Regions from separate parts of the Homo sapiens genome. Here regions 2, 3 and 4 are each linked to region 1. The links are chromatin contacts, found by Hi-C or POLR2A ChIA-PET in ENCODE. All regions are on one chromosome and are shown on one strand. The core of a region is the stretch at or near the end of the contact, and the rest is flanking DNA. Distances in the headings are between cores, read along the strand shown.

Region 1 (3,365 bases), core at 279-2,778:
TATTTATTTATTATGAGCCTACATCATGGTTTGATCTTCTGATTTCTGAAAGAAAACTTCCATCCCCTTGTGGCTGCCATCCTTGCAGCTCCAGTCTTTTTGTTTTTGTTTTGTTTTTCTTTTTTATAGACAGGATCTTGCCATGTTGCCCAGGCTAGTCTCGAACTCCTGGACTTAAGCGATGATCCTTCCACCTCAGTCTCTGGAGTAGCTGGGATTATAGGTGTGCGCCACCATACCCAGATTGAAAATGATAGTTTCTGGATCCAGATCTCCTCCTACTTCACTTCTCTGGAGCACACCACCAGTGATCAGTGTCTTCATTTTGAAATTCTTTTCCTAGGTTTCGTTGATAGCCACTCCTGCTTCTCCTCCTATCAAACTGTTTCCTTCCCTAATCCCCTTCCCTCCCTCCCTCCCTCTTAATTACCGGTGTTCTCCAGGGTTCTGACCATGGCCCTTTCTTCTTACTATGCTACCTGCTCTCCAAGAAGATTCACCTCCTCTGCTTGACCTCACACCTGCTACCTGAGCCGGGATCTGAGCCCACAAGGGAAGGGAAGTTAGTTTTACAGGCGAGACAGCGCATGCAAACGCCTGGCCTAGAGGAATCATGGTGTGAGGAACCGAAGAGCAGAAAGCAAGGCCAAGGCTGGCGGAAAACGAAACTGCAGACGTGTGGGAGGGCCGGACCACGTCGGACACGTTAAGGAATGTGGCTCTGTACTAAGGGTAATGGGAAATCACAGCAGGGTTTTAGGCAGGGGAGGACGCGATTAGAGTCAGGCTTCCAAAGCACGCCTTGCGGGGTGGAGAACGGGCTGGTGGTATACTGACTCTAGAGAACCGGGAAAAAGAGGTCAAGTCGGCAAGGGTGGACAGACAGTCCCCGACTTAGGATGGTTCAACTTAAGTTTTTTTCGGCTTTCTGATAACGCTGATACGCATTCATAGGCTCCTCGACGTCCGATGGGGCTGCGTCCAGATAAAACGGTCGTCTAAGCTGAAAGCGCACTTTCCACTTCAGGTATTTTCAACTTACGATGGGTTTATCCACACCCTGCACGGTTGAGGCCCCGGTGCTGCCACGCCCCGAGCACGGGATGTTCGGGGCGAGACGTCTATAAGGCCGGAGATCGCACTGGCACTCGCTGAGCTCAAGCTGTCTGCGGGTCATCCGGCTCTGGCCCCGGTGCCCTCGGCAGCCTCATCCCCGCGCACCCCCGACCCGTCGCCCCCGGAGGCTCCGCGCCCCTTCGGCCTCCCTCCCGCACGGCCTCTGACTTGCGCCCGGCCCCGCCCACCTGTCCGCTCACTCCCGGGCGTGCCGGGGTCCGGCTCCAGACTCTGGACATGACGCAGGACTGACGTCAGGTCGACGGTGTCGTGGGCCTCGTAGAAGGAGCCCACGCAGTCCCCGAGCAGCGCGCCAGCCAGGCAGCCTCGGAAGCGCGAGAGGGAGCGGGCCGCGCCAGCCCCTCCACCTGCCGCTGCCGCCATCGCCGCTGCGGCCATCCGCGCGCAGACTGCTCGCCACTTCCGGTGCCGCCCTCACAGTTTCCCTACTTCCGTCCGCAGCGCTCCCTGGGGCCTAGAGTTTCCACTCCGCCGCCAGGCCCACAGCGCCGCCCAGCGGCCCGGAGTCGCGGCGCCGCGCACTTCCCGCCAGCCTGTGCTTTGAGTCTCGGTTTTCCGCTCCTCACCACTGGGCTAACTGGGTGGGAAGGCCACTATGGGGTCTCCGGGGGATGGGCACTGAGCCAGACCATTGGATCACTGCAGCCCACACTGCCTTCCGCAGGCGAGCAACCCTAACTCCGCACCCCCAGCCGGCCCTCCCCACCGAGGCCGGGACCACCCCCAAGCCCTCCCACCGGGCCCTTGCCCCCTGTGGGCCTCCCTTAAGCATCAGGAGGGCGGACCAGGGGCCAACTGGGACACAGCCAGGTAGAGGCCGCGCTGCTGCAGCCCAGGAGTGCTGACCCAGCCCAGAGAGGGGTGCCCTGAGGGGAGGGAAAGAACTGGATTTGGTACATGGAGTTCGGAGGAATAGTGTTCCCCATCTTTGCTCCTCCATAGACAGGAGGGTGTTCAAGAACCCTCTCCCTGCTGGCTACATACAGTGGGGCAGAGAACAGCCGGCCTGAGATCCTCTGCATTTATTCCATTCATTTCTCTCCTCCCTCCTTCCATTGCCCACCCAACCCTGCCCTCCTCCTGCAGTCCTCCAAGGCTAGGCCAGCTCCAGCTGGCAGCTTTTGAGTGGACTCAGGGTGCTATTTGTGGTACGTGTGAAGGTGTCCACCTCAGGCACGAACCTCTCAGCAGGCACGGTCAGCTTGCGCCGTGTGTCCATGCACTTGGTGTCCAGCAGCATGGAGTTGGCCTTGCAGGCAATGTCAGCCTGCAGCCGGGCCAGGTGCTTGCACAGGGCGTCCAGTGCGTCCCTAGGGAAGGACATTGACAACCCCCCAGCCCCCATGAGGCTGGGAGGCCTGGGCTGCGTGCATAGCCTTCAGTCAGGAAGACAGCCCCAGGGAGCCAGCAGCCAGCAAGAGGCCCCATTTGTGGGCAGCGTCTCACTGCTCCTTCCGCCCACTCCCGAGACCTACTGTGCTTGCGCCAGCTTCTGCTTCAGGGCAGCGATGGTTGCCTCTAGCTGGTGAACCTCGTCGGTGAGGCCGTACTGTGCCTGGAGGCAGAGGGGTTGGGAGTTCCAAGTCAGCCACACTGTCCTTTACCTGAGTGCTGCCCCTTGACAGCAGTGCCCTTGCTCCATCAGGAATATGAGAAAACCTTGGCTAGGGGGCCCGTGCGCCACTGGGACACCCTCTCACCTGGTCCCGGCAGAGTTCCACGTTGGGCCGGTAGGTTCTGGCCTCTAGCCGGGTATGGGACAGCTTCAGGCTCAGGAGCTTTGTGCGCAGATCCTCCTCCAGGTGCCGGATGTCCTCCTGCAGCTCAGCGATCTCCTCCAAGGTCTGCAGGGGACAGAGTGACTGGTTTCCACCTGCTGGACTCACGTGCATGCCTGGTCCAGTGCCTCCTGGCGGGGGCATGCGGCTTCTCATCCCACAGCAGGAAGTCCAGGCCCCTGGAGATGCTCACATTCTTCTCTTGCCACTTGAGCTCACTGTACACTTTCTCCATCTCCCGCAGCCGCTTCCTGAAGGCAAATTCCGTTGCAACTCTCTGGGCTTCAAGCTCGTTGTTGGTCTGAAGGAGAAAACACAGGGCAAGGGGAGGGTCTACACTCAGGGCTGCCTGAGGATATTACTCAAGCGAGGGGCAGGGGGCCACATGCACAGCAGGGAACAGAAGATAAGGGCTGAGCGCACACTGGGACCATCCATTAGCTGTGGGTG
Region 2 (3,348 bases), core at 142-2,641, 260 kb before region 1:
GACACCCCTGGTGAGGGCCCAGCGGTCCCCCAGCCATAGCTCTGCATCATGAGAGGAGGTGGTGGGGAGCCCCGAGCAAACCAGCCCTGGGCTGTGGAGAGCCAGTTGTCATAAAGTTGGGAAATTGGGTCCTGCCCCTTCCCCTGGCCCTCTCTGGGGCCTTGGGCCAGTCCCATCCTGCTGTGGACTACAGGCTTACTGTTCACAAAGAGAGAGCATATTTTTTGGGCACCTAAATCCATCTGGCTGCAGAGCCCATGTGCCCTCCAGCTGGACTAGAGAGCTCCCAGACCTTCCACAGCAGCCATTCATTGGCTGTAAATGAACATCCCAGGGTTGTCATGGGAACTTGCCGGGCTCATGCCTGCTAACCACACCAGCACTCCTGGCCCTTTGTGTCACTGGGGGATTTGCTTCCAACTCTCACTTCCCCAGGGCCCCTTGGTCCTGGGAGTGTAGTCGAGGGGTCGCACCTCCCTGCATACGCCGGCGTGGCTGTAGCAGCTCTGCTGTGAGTGTGAGTGCGTGCTCCTCAGGGTGCAGAATGCCAATGCCTCACTCATACCCAGTGTCCTGGTTGTACTTCCTGAATCTGATAAATCCCCCTTTTTGTGTCTCAGGGCAGACAGAGGTTCTGGCTGCCTTTTACTTGAGTCATGGGCGCTCCAGAGTGGCAGGGTAGTGTGGTGCAGAGAGACTCACTGCTCCGTGTGTGTCCTCTGGCACACCCTCCGCTCTGGGGCCCCACTCTCACCTCGTTCAGTTGACCTGAAGGAGCTCCAGCCCACTCCAGCCCCTTCCCACCCATCATGCCAGGCTATAACTCCACTGGAGCAGTAGGCGGACCAGCTGGAGGCCTTCTCAGCAGAGCAGAGAGCTCTCAAGGAGCAGACAGGGGGAGGTGTTGGCAAGGCAGCTGCAACAACAAGTTCACCCCGCTTTGGATTTTAAAAGGATCGAAATTCGAAATCCTCTTCTGGGGTTATGTGAGGTGCTGTGGGGTCTTTTTCCTTCCTCCTTTCTTTTTGGTAGGCAAGCAACATACCAAGTTCCTAGAAAAGGAGAAAAACACTGTGGCAGCCCAGAGGGCCATAGCTAAAGCGTGACTCACTCAGAGCCGATCCTACTGACACACGTCCCCTCCCTCCGTCCCACTCTGCCATTGCCCCCTCCTGTCAGGACCAGACTAGGGGGTCTGGGACTCCCGGGGAGCCATGCACCCCCCACTTGGGTGGTGGTGGCAGGGCAGGGGAGTGTTGCCAAACCTCAGGAGGACTTGGAGCTGCCCGTGCCACTTCCTGTGGAGAGACTCCAGTGCGCCTGCCGCTCAGCCCTGCAGAGCCTCAGCTGTGCCTGCCCGTGCCCTGGCAGAGGGTGGGAAAGTCCCACCAGCAGTGTTGAGTTGAAAGCTCAGCCACACTGGCATGTGCTCTCCGGGGCCTGTTGTCACACCATGGCACCTCTCCCCTACCGCCTCCAAGACAGAGTCTTTTCCTACCAGGTGTGCCAACCATCGGAGATGAGAGGACACCAGCTTCTACTATTTGCCAGGCATTGGGCTAAGTGCCCTCCATGAGATTATCTTATCTTGCTGAATCCTAACCCAGTTCTGGAGTTTGGTGCTGGGATTTCACTGTTGTACGCATGAGGAAATTGAGGTTTAGCAAGAGATTCACAGAGCAAGGAAGTGGCAGAGCCAGGACTAGGAACCTGGCTCCCAAACCCACCGTACTTTCTCCTGAGCTGTCCTCCTCTCAGCGTCTTGAGCCTCAGAGACCCACAGGATGCATTTGCAGCTTCCGCGGCCATCTCTGACCAGGGGAGAAAACCCACAGTGCCTCTGCTCTGTGGGAACCTTCTGGACAAGAGGCCCGAGCAGCCCCATATTCAGGGCAGCGGCACTGGAGCTTCAGAGCTAGAGCAGCCCACTCCTTGACGTGCAAGTGACCCTTTGCAGTGACCCTTCACCTGTGCGATCAGGCTCTAGCCGCCTGCGGGCCACCAGTCAGACTCCTATGGCAGCTGACAGGGCGGACCTGTATAGGCGCTGGAGTTGGCGTTTCCGTGGGGAATCCAGAGGACGGGCTGGCCTTTGTTTTGCATCGAGCCCTTTGCCAGCAGAATTCCCCGAGATCACCGAGGGCTCTCAGAGCCGCCTGGATGCGGCTCCCGGGGAAATCCGCCAGCAGCCACACATGCCCTCTGCCTCTGAGAGCTGATTGTAGGGAGAGGCAGCCCAAGGCCCCCATGGAGCTCTCCTTCCTGTTGTCCTCCCAGCTTCTCCCCCTAGCTTCTCCACCCAGCCAGCCGACACAGGAGCAGGGCAGTTGGGTAGAGAGGCATCCTTCCTCACTGCCTGCCCCAGTGGGCCAGGAAACCTTTCCCAGGCCTCTTAGACAGGGCCTGCCCACCCTCCCAGCCCCCAGTGTGGTGTAAGGTGTAAGGGTCCTCTCGGGGCACTTCCTTTTGTCCACATGTGAGTTTTCTCCAAAGGATCAGAGCCCAAAGCTGCCCTGCCCCACGCCTTTCAGAGGGAGGGTCTGTGATGTTCTAGCCAGGGCAGAGTCACAAGTACGAGGTAAGGGATGAGTCAGCTTTGATGGAACAGAAGGAAAAGTCATTCGGGGCCTGGGGCCCTGCCCAGGGACACATCTGGGCATGAGGCAGCTGTCAGTTGTGTGTGCAGCTCTGGGGCCCTGCAGACCTGGTCTTGGATCCTGCTCTTCTGCTCACCAGCTGCATGACCTTGGCCAAGTCCTTTCACTTCCCTGTGCCTTTGTTGTATCATCTGAAACAGGACCGTGAGAAAATCCCCCTCATTGGCCACTGTCAGTTTCTTCCTCTGCAGTGGTTGTGGGGCCAAGTGAGAACTGACATATTCCGTGGTTCGGAGGTGGCTCGGGGCCAGCCCTTGGGTCACCTTCCAAGGTGGAGTCACTCACCTCTGCTGGACTTCCTTTTCCTCATGTGTGAATGAGGAAATTGAACTAAATCTCAGGTCACTCCCAGTCTAGAATATTACGTGAGGCTGTTTTTGAGAAATCTCTGAAAGTTGTTCTAAGCCCTAAGCTGTACCCCGAGATTCAGCCCGGGCAGCAGGTCCAGGGATGGCCTGTGCAACACTCAGATACCTGGGAGAGAAGCCGATCCCTGCTGGGACAGCTCGGCTGGTGGCCAGAAAAGTCTGGGGCCTGATTCCTCTGCTCTGCTCCCTGGAGAGGGGGTCGGGGCAGCTGCTTCACCCTCTGACGAGAAGCCTACCTCCTACTGTTCAGGATTGGGTGTTGGCCCAGTGAGGTGTGTCCTGCCTGCGTGTCTTGTGCCTGTTGCTATAGACACTGAGGTTTG
Region 3 (2,927 bases), core at 400-2,899, 370 kb after region 1:
GGTTGCGGTGAGCCGAGATTGCGCCACTGCACTCCAGCCTAGGCGACAGAGCGAGACTCCATCTCAAAAAAAAAAAAAAAAAAAAAAAAAGTGAGGATTTGGGTCACCCCAGGCTGAAGGCCAGGGGAACCTGAAGTGGATAAGGGAAGGGAGAAGACTTAGGCCACAGGATCTGATGTAGAAATGGGGCTGACGTCTCCACCTGTATTTTCTTAGCTGGAGGAGTGTGCAAAGTTTGAATTACTTCTGCCTTCTCCTTCTTATTTCCTTTTCCCTTTTAAAATAGTCATCATAATCATAAAAATTTCTTTTCCATTTTCCCTGTTTTTGCATATAGGATTTCTTGGTGTGATTTAATTTGCCAATTAGTCTCTAGGTTGCAGAATGGTGACTTGGAATCAAATTGAAACTGGAAGAGGGCACCTCATATATTAGGGTCAGCAATTACTGAACTCTGTTCTCTTTTATTCCAAACAGGGCCCCCAACTTCACATTTCCCCAGGGTGCAAAAGAGTGAGGGGGGTCAAGCTTCAGTAGAGTGGAGCTCTGAGAAGAATCCACTGGAGTTTGGAACCCAAGACCCTTTTTTATCACGCTGTTCCTCCTCACCTGGGCAAAAGCACTGGTACCCACTTCACAGGCATCATGGGTGGGCTCTGTGTCCTGCGGAGAGCCCCCGTCCCGGGTACAGGACATCAGCCCTGAGCCCTGTCCCAGGCTTGGATCTTCTTTCTCTCTCTCTCTTTTTTTTTTTTTTTTTTTTTTTTTTTTTGAGACGGAGTCCCACTCTGTTGCCCAGACTGGAGTGCAGTGGTGCAGTCTTGGCTCACTGCAACCTCCACCTCCCAGGTTCAAGCGATTCTCCTGCCTCAGCCTCCCAAGTAGCTGGGATTACAGGCGCCCGCCACCAAGCCCGGCTAATTTTTGTATTTTTAGTAGAGATGGGGTTTCACCATGTTGGCCAGGCTGGTCTCAAACTCCTGACCTCAGGTTATCTGCCCGCCTCGGCCTCCCAAAGTGCTGGGGTTACAGGCGTGAGCCACCGCACCCGGCCTCAGTGACTTTAGTCAAGTAAGCACAAAAAGGAATATATAATTCCAAATTGTGATAAATGCTATGAAGAAAAGGAATGTGCTCTGACATAAAGGGGGGAACGAACGTGATCTAGGGAGTCAGAGATCTCTCCGAGAAGAGATCTGAAATAGGAGTAAGTCGAGAGGGGGAAGAGAATGCTAGACCGAGGGAACAGTGCGTGCCAAAGCCGCGTGGCGGAAAGGGGCGTGTGGGAGGGTAACTGCGGAGAGGGAGGGTAGAGGACGAAGCCGGAGAGGCAGACGAAGGGCAGGACGCACAGAGCCCCGCGGCTACCGCCTTAGGGGTTGTCCCGGCGGTGGGGAAGCCATTGAGGAGTTTAACGCCGGAAGGTGGTGACTAATCAGATTTCACTTGAAAATGGCACGGTGTCTGCAGCGAGGCTAACTGATGGGAAGGGCCCAGCGAATGCCAATAGGAGAGAGCACCGGACCTGGAAGGCCTGGGTCAACGCGGCCCCGCGCGGGGGCGAAGCGGTTCCGGCGCAGGGGCCTGGCGCGGGGCTCCGCGGAAAACCGAACCGGCCCACGTGGGACCGGTCGCTCCGCCCTGCTGCGCAGACGCCGCCTGACTCCGCAGTCCGGGACTGGGGCTGGGCGCGCTGCCCGGGAGCCCCGCACCCACGCCTGGACCGCGGAGACGCCCAGGCCGAGGAACCCCCAGCCCAGGGACTAGACACCACCAGGGCCGGGCGGAGCCAGAGCCAGACGCGCCGGAGCGGGCGCCTCTACGCCGTGAGTCCGAGTCTGGGGCCCGAGGCGGGGTGGGGCTTGGGGCTCAGCCGCGGGAAGCGGGGAGTCACAGTGGCCTCCTTCGAGGAGACTAGGGAAGGATGGTCTCTGTCTCCTGGGGTGGTCTCCCACTCCCGCAAGGCCAGAAAAGGAGGCTGCCTCCTGTTTGGGCGGAGACCTAGTCCTGGCGTGTCGGGGTTCTCATTTTACTATCTCTGAGAACCCTGTGATCCCTAGCGCCACCCCCACCCCATCCCAGCTTCCTTCACGGCCCCATCCAAGTATAGGAAAAATAAAAAATTGGGGCGAGGGGAGATCTCTAGGCACCTTCCCACAAGCCTTGCTTAGAGGGCGATTAGAAACGAACTGTTCCTACACCCTTCTCCCCAGGACTTCTCTGCCCATTGCTGGGGGTGGGGAGGGTCCATGCCACCTATGGAGCGCCTTCCAGTGCCGGCTCCACTTACAATACCCTTCCTCTTCATGCTCTTCAATTGTTCTAATCCCAGTGCTGTTTGGTCAGTAGAATCCCTTTGTCAGTTCAAATCCTAATTTTGGTTAGAAGCAGGTTATGGAGGAGAGAAGAGTGGTGTGGTATGCCCTCCCTCCAGGGCCTCAGAATGGAGCAAGCTAGGGACGGGGACCGCAAGATAGTGGCTGTGTTCCAGAGGCATTGGGAGGGAAGGGGGCAGGCTCAGAAGAAAAGCTTGTCACTGGGGAAGGCGGGGCTCCCTGGCTGGGGTAGGAAAGGGAACCAAACCCAGCTCTTCCAGAACCCAGCTCTTCCAGCCCTGGGGAGTCAAGAGTGGATTCCTGAGCATGGAAATTCACTGCAGTCTCTTCTCCCATTCACTCACTTAGCAAGTACCTGTATGCACAGACAGCCTGGTTCAGGGCTCTATGCTGGCTGACTCTGGGGAATATGATGGAGGATATATACAGGAGGTCCAAGCCAGATTACAAACTGCTATTACAAGATCATTACCACAAACCAAAAATGCCAGTTGAATAGACATTCACTGATCGTCGACCATGTATGCCAGGGACGGATGCAAAGTTGGATAAGACAGTGTATACCCAGCGCAGTGGGGACCCAGAGGAAGG
Region 4 (2,997 bases), core at 387-2,886, 280 kb after region 1:
TATCTGAAGTTAACCTGGCATAATACACTGAAGTTTATCAAACAATATTAATGCGGCAAGCCAATTTATTTTTAAAAGGCATATGAAATTTGATTATGAGGGCCTTTAAACAATACTTTAAGAAGCAAATTAGGGTGGGGCTTAATCACTCAGCTATGCAAACAAGTGCTAAGTAAACAAACGTGCCAAGTTTCCAAACTCAAATGGCAACTCGAATTTTCTACGCACTAAAAAGATGAAACACTCTACGACTAAGTTCATTATGTAGGTAAAGTTTGAATATTAAAGTGAATTCCACCACAGCCCCTAAACACTGAGCTACTTAGCCAAGGCATTAGAAACCTGTTGGGCTTTGAGGTGGAAGCACCAGGCCCCAATACTCAGGACACTTGTTACAGCCTGGAATGGTTCTTCTGGTTTGGATAGAGAGAAATAACCAGAGGCCATCCATATCCACAACAAATTAGTTTCCAAAGCACTTTCTCCTTCATTTGATCCTCACAACCACTCATAACCCAATTAGAAGAGAACTCAGGGCATTGAAGCCTGTGGTGGAGCAGACTGACTGGCAACTCCTGTGTCACTCAAAGGCTGGCTCAGACCACTCTGAGACTAACACACAGACTGAGTGACAGAGGCACAGGACCATGTTCTTTGGGACATCAGGGCCTTTCAGAAAGGGTGGGCATTTTGTCCCTTGACCTTCAGAGATCATGAGAGGTGTTTGGATGAAGTTCTTCTTCCTCATCTGAAGGCTCTGGACCATCTGCCAGTGCAAAGAAAAATAGGGGCGCGGCCCCAAACCAGGACTACCGGCTGGTAGTAGGCAGCGGGGCCCTTTTCCCGGTCTGGGCCAGGCCTCCGCGCGCACTGGGTAGCGGATCGCCCCCTTCTGAGGCCCAAACTACCCTCGTCGCGACCCCGGGCACATATCGTCTCCCCGAGGTGGGGCCAAGAGTGGCCTCCGCCCGGCAGCGCCGGTCACCTTCCCGAACCTCCCCCCTGGACCTCGGGATCCACCCAACGGCCGGCTGGGGCGCGGTCACCGCCCCCCAGGCCCGGGTCAGCTCCCTCCGCTTCGTGCTGCGGGGCTCGGGTCCCCTTCCCCGAGGCCTGGCGGCCCGAACCCGGCGAGGCGACGGGGCAGCGAAAGTCCCGGCCGCCCGCCCCGGGTCCCGGGTCCCGGGTCCCGCCCCGACCCGAGCTCGCTCCTCACCGGGTCCCAGCGCCTCCATGGCGGCGGCGGGGGCCGCCTCGCCCCGGTCCCCGGCGCCTCCCGCTCCGGGCCCCGCCGCCGCCGCCGCCGCCGCCGCGTAACGCTTGATCTCCGGAATATTGGCGCTGGGGTGGCGCCGCGGAGACGCGGGCGCTGGGCAGGGGGCGGCGGCGGCGCCCGGCCCGGGGACAGGGACCCGGCTCCGGCTCTTCCGGCCTCAGCGACAACAAAAACAATCCCCGCCGCCGCCGCCGCCGCCGCCGCCAACGGGAGCGGGAGCGGGAGCCAGCGCGCGCGCCCGCCGGGAGGGAAGGGGGCGCGGGGTGCGCGGACCCAGGGTCCCGGCGGGCGGAGGGGGCGTGCGCGGCCCCGGGCGCGGGGTCCACAGAGCCCGGCAGGCGGCGAGGCGGGTCGGGGAACGAGCGCGCGCCCGGAGGGTGCAGAGCCCGGTGGACGTGTCGGGCACGCGCCCGCTGGCCCGCTCTGCCCCGTCCACCCGAGGAGGCCGTCCGGTGGCCAACGGCTCTGGGGGCTACGTGCCATCCCCCCAGGGCGTCCTGCAAAAGATCTGGATTCCAGTTCCGCTGACCCACAGATTCAGTTTTCCACTTCTGTGAGTGGAAAGTGTACTGAGATTCACAGGAGCCACCTCGCCTCCCTCCTCCCTCCTCCCACCCCAGATCGCTTCTGTCATCTCGTCTTTTAGGGTCACCTTAGACGCTAGCAGTCCTCCTTCATCCCTTCATTCAGCACCACACACCCAACTGCGCGTCCCTCTCCGTATAGCCGGAAGGCACCACGGGAATGGACCCTGATGAATGATGCATTCCCTCCCTGGTCCCATGACAAGCGCCTCTGGTCAGCAAATCACCAGTCACTTTAGAAGAGAAAGGTCTTGGCCGGGCGTGGTGGCTCACGCCTGTAATACCAGCACTTTGGGAGGCGGAGGCGGGTGGATCACCTGGGGTCAGGAGTTTGAGACCATCCTGGCCAACATGGCGGAAGCCCATCTCTACTAAAAACACAAAAAATTAGCCGGGCGTGGAGGCAGGCGCCTGTAATCCCAGCTACTTGGGAGGCTGAGGCAGGAGAATCGCTTGAACCCGGGAGGCAGAGGTTTCAGTGAGCCGAAATCGGGCCACTGCACTCCAGCCTGGGCGACAGAGCAAGACTGTCTGAAAAAAAAAAAATAAAAATAAAAGAGAGAGAGAGAGAGAAAGGTCTTGCTTTCTTGGATGCCTTCCCCTTAGCAGACAAAAGCCAAGGGAGCAGCACCACCTCCAAGGCAGCATGGTCAGCCCAGCAGGCACAGCATCTTTAGGGCTTTCAGTAAGGACTTTGAGTGGGAGAACACTGGACAACAGGCCAAGAAGCAGTTTCTAGTCAGCAGAAGGAAGGAGCCCCTTGTCCACCAATTGAAAAGGTACGATGAGTTTGTGTGTGTGTGTTGTATTCCTTTGCTACGGCATAACGTAACAAAGTACCACAGACTGGGTGGCTTAAACAACAGAAATTTATTTTCTCACAATTCTGGAGGCTGGCAGTCAGAGATACGATGTAGGCAGGGTTGGTTCCTTCTGAGGCCTATCTCCTTCACTTGGTAGATAGTGGCCTTCTCCCAGTGACTTCACGTGGTCTTCCCTCTGTGCACGTCTGTGTCCAAATTTCCTCTTCTTATAAGGACAGCAGTCCTATTAGAGTAGGGCTCACTCTAGTGACCTCGTTTTAATTTAATTACCTCTTCAGAGACCCTGTTTCCAATTACAGTCACATCCTGGGGT

Evidence for each region. A loop is a pair of places that touch in the nucleus more often than their neighbours do. ChIA-PET counts read pairs that join two places held with the same protein, here RNA polymerase II (POLR2A). Pooled maps may share reads with other maps.
Region 2: a pooled map shows a loop between it and region 1 (2.7-fold over the local background). The contact joins the enhancer-like site here to the promoter of ADPRS in region 1. A Hi-C loop is called at or near these places in 1 of 168 maps with a recorded cell type or tissue (PC-9) and 4 of 50 pooled maps. POLR2A ChIA-PET finds 5 or more read pairs at or near these places in 2 of 52 experiments (CD8-positive, alpha-beta memory T cell and naive thymus-derived CD4-positive, alpha-beta T cell).
Region 3: a pooled map shows a loop between it and region 1 (7-fold over the local background). The contact joins the promoter of C1orf216 here to the promoter of ADPRS in region 1. A Hi-C loop is called at or near these places in 5 of 50 pooled maps. POLR2A ChIA-PET finds 5 or more read pairs at or near these places in 2 of 52 experiments (CD4-positive, alpha-beta T cell and PC-9).
Region 4: a pooled map shows a loop between it and region 1 (8-fold over the local background). The contact joins the promoter of AGO4 here to the promoter of ADPRS in region 1. A Hi-C loop is called at or near these places in 7 of 50 pooled maps.

Annotation. Positions count from the first base shown.
Region 1 is chr1:36,087,055-36,090,419 of GRCh38, reverse strand. It overlaps ADPRS (ADP-ribosylserine hydrolase), which reads right to left and starts at 1,528. Exons shown (of 6, transcript NM_017825.3): 1 at 1,305-1,528. The coding sequence starts at 1,515. TEKT2 (tektin 2) reads right to left here. Exons shown (of 10, transcript NM_014466.3): 7 at 3,109-3,216; 8 at 2,838-2,981; 9 at 2,613-2,692; 10 at 2,145-2,447. The coding sequence ends at 2,234. RefSeq lists enhancers at 855-1,439, 1,440-2,025 and silencers at 1,081-1,510, 1,621-1,710.
Region 2 is chr1:36,348,839-36,352,186 of GRCh38, reverse strand. The region is part of intron 6 of STK40 (serine/threonine kinase 40); the gene reads left to right. Among named protein-coding and RNA genes, the nearest start is that of EVA1B, 27 kb to the right of the region's middle. RefSeq lists an enhancer at 2,631-2,760. Within about 2 kb of position 1,391, at least 28 of the 41 ENCODE cell types and tissues checked have a DNase peak (open chromatin) inside an H3K27ac peak, as active enhancers do; they include PC-9, where a contact is called at or near this core.
Region 3 is chr1:35,717,606-35,720,532 of GRCh38, reverse strand. C1orf216 (chromosome 1 open reading frame 216) reads left to right here and starts at 1,649. Exons shown (of 2, transcript NM_152374.2): 1 at 1,649-1,826. It also overlaps a transcript of CLSPN not described here. RefSeq lists a silencer at 1,488-1,917.
Region 4 is chr1:35,806,655-35,809,651 of GRCh38, reverse strand. It overlaps AGO4 (argonaute RISC component 4), which reads right to left and starts at 1,636. Exons shown (of 18, transcript NM_017629.4): 1 at 1,217-1,636. The coding sequence starts at 1,235. CLSPN-DT (CLSPN divergent transcript) reads right to left here. Exons shown (of 3, transcript NR_199050.1): 3 at 2,712-2,907. RefSeq lists enhancers at 584-863, 1,963-2,462 and silencers at 1,014-1,263, 1,544-1,753.